Linked DNA regions of Homo sapiens: region 1 is linked to region 2. Evidence: chromatin contacts called from ENCODE Hi-C or POLR2A ChIA-PET data. All regions are on one chromosome and are shown on one strand. Each heading gives the region's core, a stretch centred on a gene start or an enhancer-like site at or near the end of the contact. The rest is flanking DNA. Distances are from core to core; before and after follow the strand shown.

Evidence for each region. Hi-C counts contacts between places; a loop is a spot of excess contacts on that map. ChIA-PET counts read pairs that join two places held with the same protein, here RNA polymerase II (POLR2A). Pooled maps may share reads with other maps.
Region 1: a loop to region 2 is called in a map of K562, with 2.2 times the contacts of the local background. The contact joins two enhancer-like sites. A Hi-C loop is called at or near these places in 3 of 168 maps with a recorded cell type or tissue (Caco-2, K562 and endothelial cell of umbilical vein) and 8 of 50 pooled maps. POLR2A ChIA-PET finds 5 or more read pairs at or near these places in 1 of 52 experiments (T-cell).

Annotation. Positions count from the first base shown.
Region 1 is chr5:168,678,367-168,681,066 of GRCh38, forward strand. All of the region lies in intron 32 of SLIT3 (slit guidance ligand 3), which reads right to left. Among named protein-coding and RNA genes, the nearest start is that of SLIT3-AS2, 27 kb to the right of the region's middle. Within about 2 kb of position 1,410, at least 2 of the 41 ENCODE cell types and tissues checked have a DNase peak (open chromatin) inside an H3K27ac peak, as active enhancers do.
Region 2 is chr5:168,878,745-168,881,444 of GRCh38, forward strand. All of the region lies in intron 5 of SLIT3 (slit guidance ligand 3), which reads right to left. Among named protein-coding and RNA genes, the nearest start is that of MIR218-2, 110 kb to the left of the region's middle. Within about 2 kb of position 1,372, at least 3 of the 41 ENCODE cell types and tissues checked have a DNase peak (open chromatin) inside an H3K27ac peak, as active enhancers do.

The DNA of each region.
Region 1 (2,700 bases), core at 160-2,659, 200 kb before region 2:
TGGCTCACACCTGTAATCCTAGCACTTTGGGATTACATCCTTGAATTCTCCCTGACAAATCCCTGTTGGGAATTTGGGAGGCCGAGGCGGGCGGATCACAAGGTCAGGAGTTCGAGACCAGCCTGGCCAACATAGTGAAACCCCATCTCTACTAAAAATACAAAAAATTAGCCGGGCGTGGTGGCGGGTGCCTGTAGTCTCAGCTACTCGGGAGGCTGAGGCAGGAGAATCACCTGAACCCAGGAGGTGGAGGTTGCAGTGAGCCAAGATCGCGCTACTGCACTCCAGCCCGGGTGACAGAGTGAGACTCTGTCTCAAAAAAACAAACAAACAAACAAAAATCATTATTAAATCTTAGCCTTTGAAACAAAATAATGGGAAAATGGCTCTACTGTGACAAAAGTAGAGGAAAAAAAAGGAAAAAATAGTAACAACCTAAGGTTCACACTAAAAGAAATGATGATATAGTGGTCCCAAGCCCCAATGATTAGTCTCCTGGAGAGATATTTAAGGATTTCAGGGGAGAGAAGGGGGCTCTGAGGGTCTTCCTCATTATCTACTGGGCCAGACTGAACTGGTGCCAAGTGGGAGGTGGAGAGCTCTGGAGTTGTCAGGGTGGGGCTGGACGCATCCTGCCTGGAACTGGCATAACCACAGGCATTGGCCAGAGTGGCCCATGGCCTTTTTGCCTTTGCATTTATTTATTTTTTGAGATCGGGTCTTGCTCTCTCACCCAGGCTGCAGTGCGGTGGTGCAATCACAGCTCACTGCAGCCTTGACCTCCAGGGTTCAAGTGATCCTCCTGCCTCAGCCTCTCAAGTAGCTAGGACCATACATGTGCACTACTATGCTTGGGTAATTTTTTATTTTTTGCATAGATGGAGTCTGAATATGTTGCCCAGGATACTCTCAAACTCCTGGGCTCAGGCGATCCTCCTGCCTTGGCTTCCAAGAATGCTGGAGTTACAGGCGTGAGCCACCATGCCTGGCTTTCTTTTGCTTTTAATAATAATGGTGGATACGTGTTAATCCCTTAGTAGAGGCCAGGCATTGTGCTACCCTATGCTAAGCAGTTAACTTGCATTCTCTTATTTAATCCTAACAACCCCCAGGAAGGAGGCACACTTTTTCCTCCATTTTTCAAATAAAAGACTTAAGGGTCAGAGACTTTAGGTGTTCAGCCTGAAGTCTTAAGGGACTTGAGGGAGGAAGGGTTTGTTATTCCTCTAGGTGCTGGTTGCTCTAACCTGAATGCTGAGTCGTGACCACTAGGTGGCGATAGAGCCTCGCAGTAACAAAAAGTTCCTGGGATTTCGGGTAGGCAGCAAGCGGAGACCTCAGGCCCCACTGCAGCAACCCCCTACTCCTGTAGCACAGCCCACACTCTCTCGGCTCTGTCTTTCATGTCCCGGAGCCAGCACGGTGGGAGAGCTGGTTTGGGTGGAAAACTGACCCGGATTTAAATCCTAGCTCTGCCACTTACTGGGCTTCTAATATGAGGCTTCTCATCCCTAAAACAGGAGTGAGGATCCAATGAGACAAAGACCTTGGCAGTGGACAGGATTGTAGAAATCAAGACTCAGAGAGCATGCACTGCATTGCATTCAAAGAGCACACCCACGCGGTGTTTTAAAATGGCCAACACTCAAAAACTTAGATATCTCACATAGAAACCCCGGTGGTCCCGCTTCTCTTGATAATCTATATTCCCACATGGCAGTGTCTGCTGGAGCTGAGGTCAGCCACTCCTTTGGATGGGGCTCCACCCTTTAGGCTACTGTAGCCCCCACCACTCCCTATGGGGACTCCAGCCCATTTTCCCCATGTCTGTTACCTATGTGGCCATTTGGCCTTGCTGGCATGTGAGTCTGGCCTTCTCACAAGTCTCAGTGCCAAGGAACAGTGAAGTCTGTCCCCATTCTGGGGCAAGGAGGGGCTCAGGTGGGCTTCTCTGTGTATTTGCCCTGGGGCCTGGAATAGAATCTTCATGTGCCCTCATCACCATTTGTGATTATGGCTGTGCAGATGAACAACATCAGGCATGGACAGAATGGAGACCATGGAATCTAGCCTGCAGGTCCCTGCTGGGAACCCAGGCTGACATCCTCACTCTGAAGCTGGTCAGTGGGCCTTAGTGAGCCAAAAGCTGGTGGCTGCCAACTCCCCCAGTTAGAATAGCTTTGGCTGGGCTCCCTGACTCTGGCCCTGAGGCCAAGGTGGCCTTCCTGGGTGGCTAGAGGTTATTGTACTGATGCTGAGGAGGAGATCTCATTTTTTGTGGTTGGACTGGCCTCCTGGCCCCCTCGGCTGCTGGTCAGCTCAGGCTGTGCCCTCCATTAACCCCAGCCCTCCCACATGGCTTCCATGCAGGCTGATGGGGCCTCCTCCTCCCCAGGGCTTCCTCGCTGCTCAGCCTGAGAAAATGATTCTGAGGCACAGGTCATGTCTCAGCTCAAACACCACCTCCTCCTCCAAGGTCCTCCAAGCAAAAATATTTGCTCCTGGTGGGCACAGTGGCTCACACCTGTAATCCCAGCACTTTGCGAGGCCAAGGTGGGCAGACTGCTTCAGCCCAGGAGTTCAAGACCAGCCTGAGCAACATGATGAAACCCTGTCTCTTCCAGAAAAAAACAAAAATTAGACGTTGTGATGCACACCTGCAGTCCCAGCTACTCAGGAGGCTGAGGTAGGAGGATCACT
Region 2 (2,700 bases), core at 122-2,621:
TCACTCGTCTCCCAGGCGGGAGTGCAATGGTGCGATCTTGGCTCACCGCAACCTCTGCCTACTGGGTTCAAACAGTTCTCTTGCCTCAGTCTCCCGAGTAGCTGGGATTATAAGTGCCTGCCACCACACCCAGCTAATTTTTGTATTTTTAGTACAGATGGGGTTTCACCATGTTGGCCAGGCTGGTCTCGAATTCCTGACCTCAGGTGATCCACCCGCCTTGGCCTCCCAAAATGCTGGGATTACAGGCATGAGCCACCACACCTGGCCACAGCCTCTTCTTTCTTGAAGGGAAATGTCAGCGCAAGCAAAGAAAATATACGTCAAAACTACAAAATTATTTTTTAAACCAGATAGTTTTTTATTTTCTCCGTGTAGTAAAGCGTATGGTGTTACACATAGGCCCAACTGGTTGTCATTTTACATAGCATGCAGTTTGAAGCTGGATATGCCAGCAGTTTATCTTCTAGTCTTTAAGGTAATAGTGGAATGGTGTGAATTCCCTGAGCTCACACACTGTGGTGGAGCAGGCTTGGGGGCTGGGTAGTGGTTCTCAAACAAGCTGATGACAAGGATATGCATCTCTGAGATTTAAAATTTGCTATTTATCATTCACAAGGTAGACAATCTCCATAACTGAGGACTGGTAGGAGGAGGAGTGTTTCCTTAGCAGGTTTTATAGAAATTTAATTTGTGCTAAATGTCTCTTATTTTCCATGTGCCGATGCATATTTAAACATACAGCTTCATTATCACCTCTGTCCAGATGCTTCTCCTCCATGAAGCATCAGCTCCTCAGCTCAGGTCCTACAGTTCTAATTACTCACATGAGTTTTTCTCTTGGGCTGTAAGATTATTTAGTCTGACTCCCTCTTATTAAAACCAAGGAAGCTGAGGACCAGAGACATAGCGTGGCTTTAGCAAAGTCCTTCAACCAGCAGGAACTGGACAGGATGTCAGATCACAAACTTCCTCACACAGAGAAGATGCTCTGTCCACAATGCTGACAGAAGACTTGACATCACTTCACACCCAATGTGATTACAACCCAACTCAGGATCTTCCAAGCCTGGCTCCTCCTCCTGAACTTCCCATTTCTGTGAAGTGGAAGCTCCAAGAAGACAGAGCTCACAGATTTATATTGATATATCTTACTCCCTGCTGTTTCCCCCAGAACTAGCACTTAGAAGGCACTCAAAAAATAGTGTGAATGAATGATTATGAGAATTTGCCATCATTCTCTGTATTGTCTGAACTTGGAACTAATCGTTTTTCACTTCCTTTTCCATGGCCTCTAGCAACTCACTGACTGCGAAGCTCTGTTGATTTTGTCCCCAGGGACTGCTTACTTTGGCCTCTTTCTCCACTTCCTGCTTCTCTCTCCCAAGAGACAGCGTGAGAGAGAGATACGAGCCTAAACCCTCACATTGGACTACAGCCTCATCTCCTGCCCCGACCTTTCCTTCTGCCACCTCCTCCTGTCCCCGGTTCCCCTTCCAGAACAAATGTTTTCACCGTGATCTGTCCCAGGGCAAAAGCCATCCACATTCTCAGTGCCTACATCTAAAGCCCATGCTCCTCGCAGTCAAGGCTCTCCAGCAACCGGCTTCCACCTCTCTTTCTAACCCAATCACACACTCTTCTGCCCCAGATCCCTCCACTCCCATGAGATGTCTCTGCTGGAAACACATCTTATACAGTTTTGCCTTTACACTTTGCACGTACTATCTTTATTACTTTGTGAATTCTAACCACCATTCAGGCCCAGCTACAGTCTTCACTATTGTAACAAAGGAATACAGCAGCAACAGTAGTTAGAACTTTCTAAATACCTTTCATGCATCAAGCGTAGGACTAAGTTATTCATATGCATTATTTTATTAACCTCCACAAAAACCCTAGGAGGTAAGTCCAACTATTATCCTCATTTTATACAGTGGAAACATAGGCTTAGAAGTGTCAAGTAATGTACTTAACATCACAGACTAAGAACCTAGAACACATGGAATTCATACATACTTCTATCAGACCGCCAAAACCATGCTTCTAACCGCTAGGCTACATTGCCTAAAGCTGTCTGTTCCTTCTGAGCTCTGACAGCCCCTCATTACGTATAGCTACTTATTAGCCAACTTTCATGTTGATTGGTACTTTACTAAACATTTTCTTGTATGTACATGATTCTTGTCCCCAGTTACACTGTAAGCTACTGGAGAACATGAATTGTACCTCTGGGGCCTTTGGGTCCTGCCTGACAAGTGCCTGCTGACTGAACTGATTAGAGGTACACAGTATTCAATTCCCCTTAGGTGTTTTTGGTTAATTCATCCTTTAGGCAGTGAATTCACTCCCCTTTCCTTCTTCCCCGCAAGCCCAGCTGCTAGTAGTGAGTATAAACAAAGAGAAGATCCTCACTGAGTTTAGGATCCTGAGTAATACACATTTGCATGGCTTAGAGGGTGGTCTGATGGTGGGTGCTGGAGTGACTTAGGAGTCTGGGTTTGTAGAATCTTGAACCTTTCAAGTCCTGAGGCCTTTGCGTAGTTAGAGATATTGTAAGAGGGGAAAAGAGACCCTGTAAAACAAAATCTGAGAAACCCTAGCAACTATTAAGAACAATTGTGGGATTTATTCACTTTCTTAACAATCAAAAACATAGTCAGCAATTAACTGTCCAGCTCTGGTTATACATCACTACAA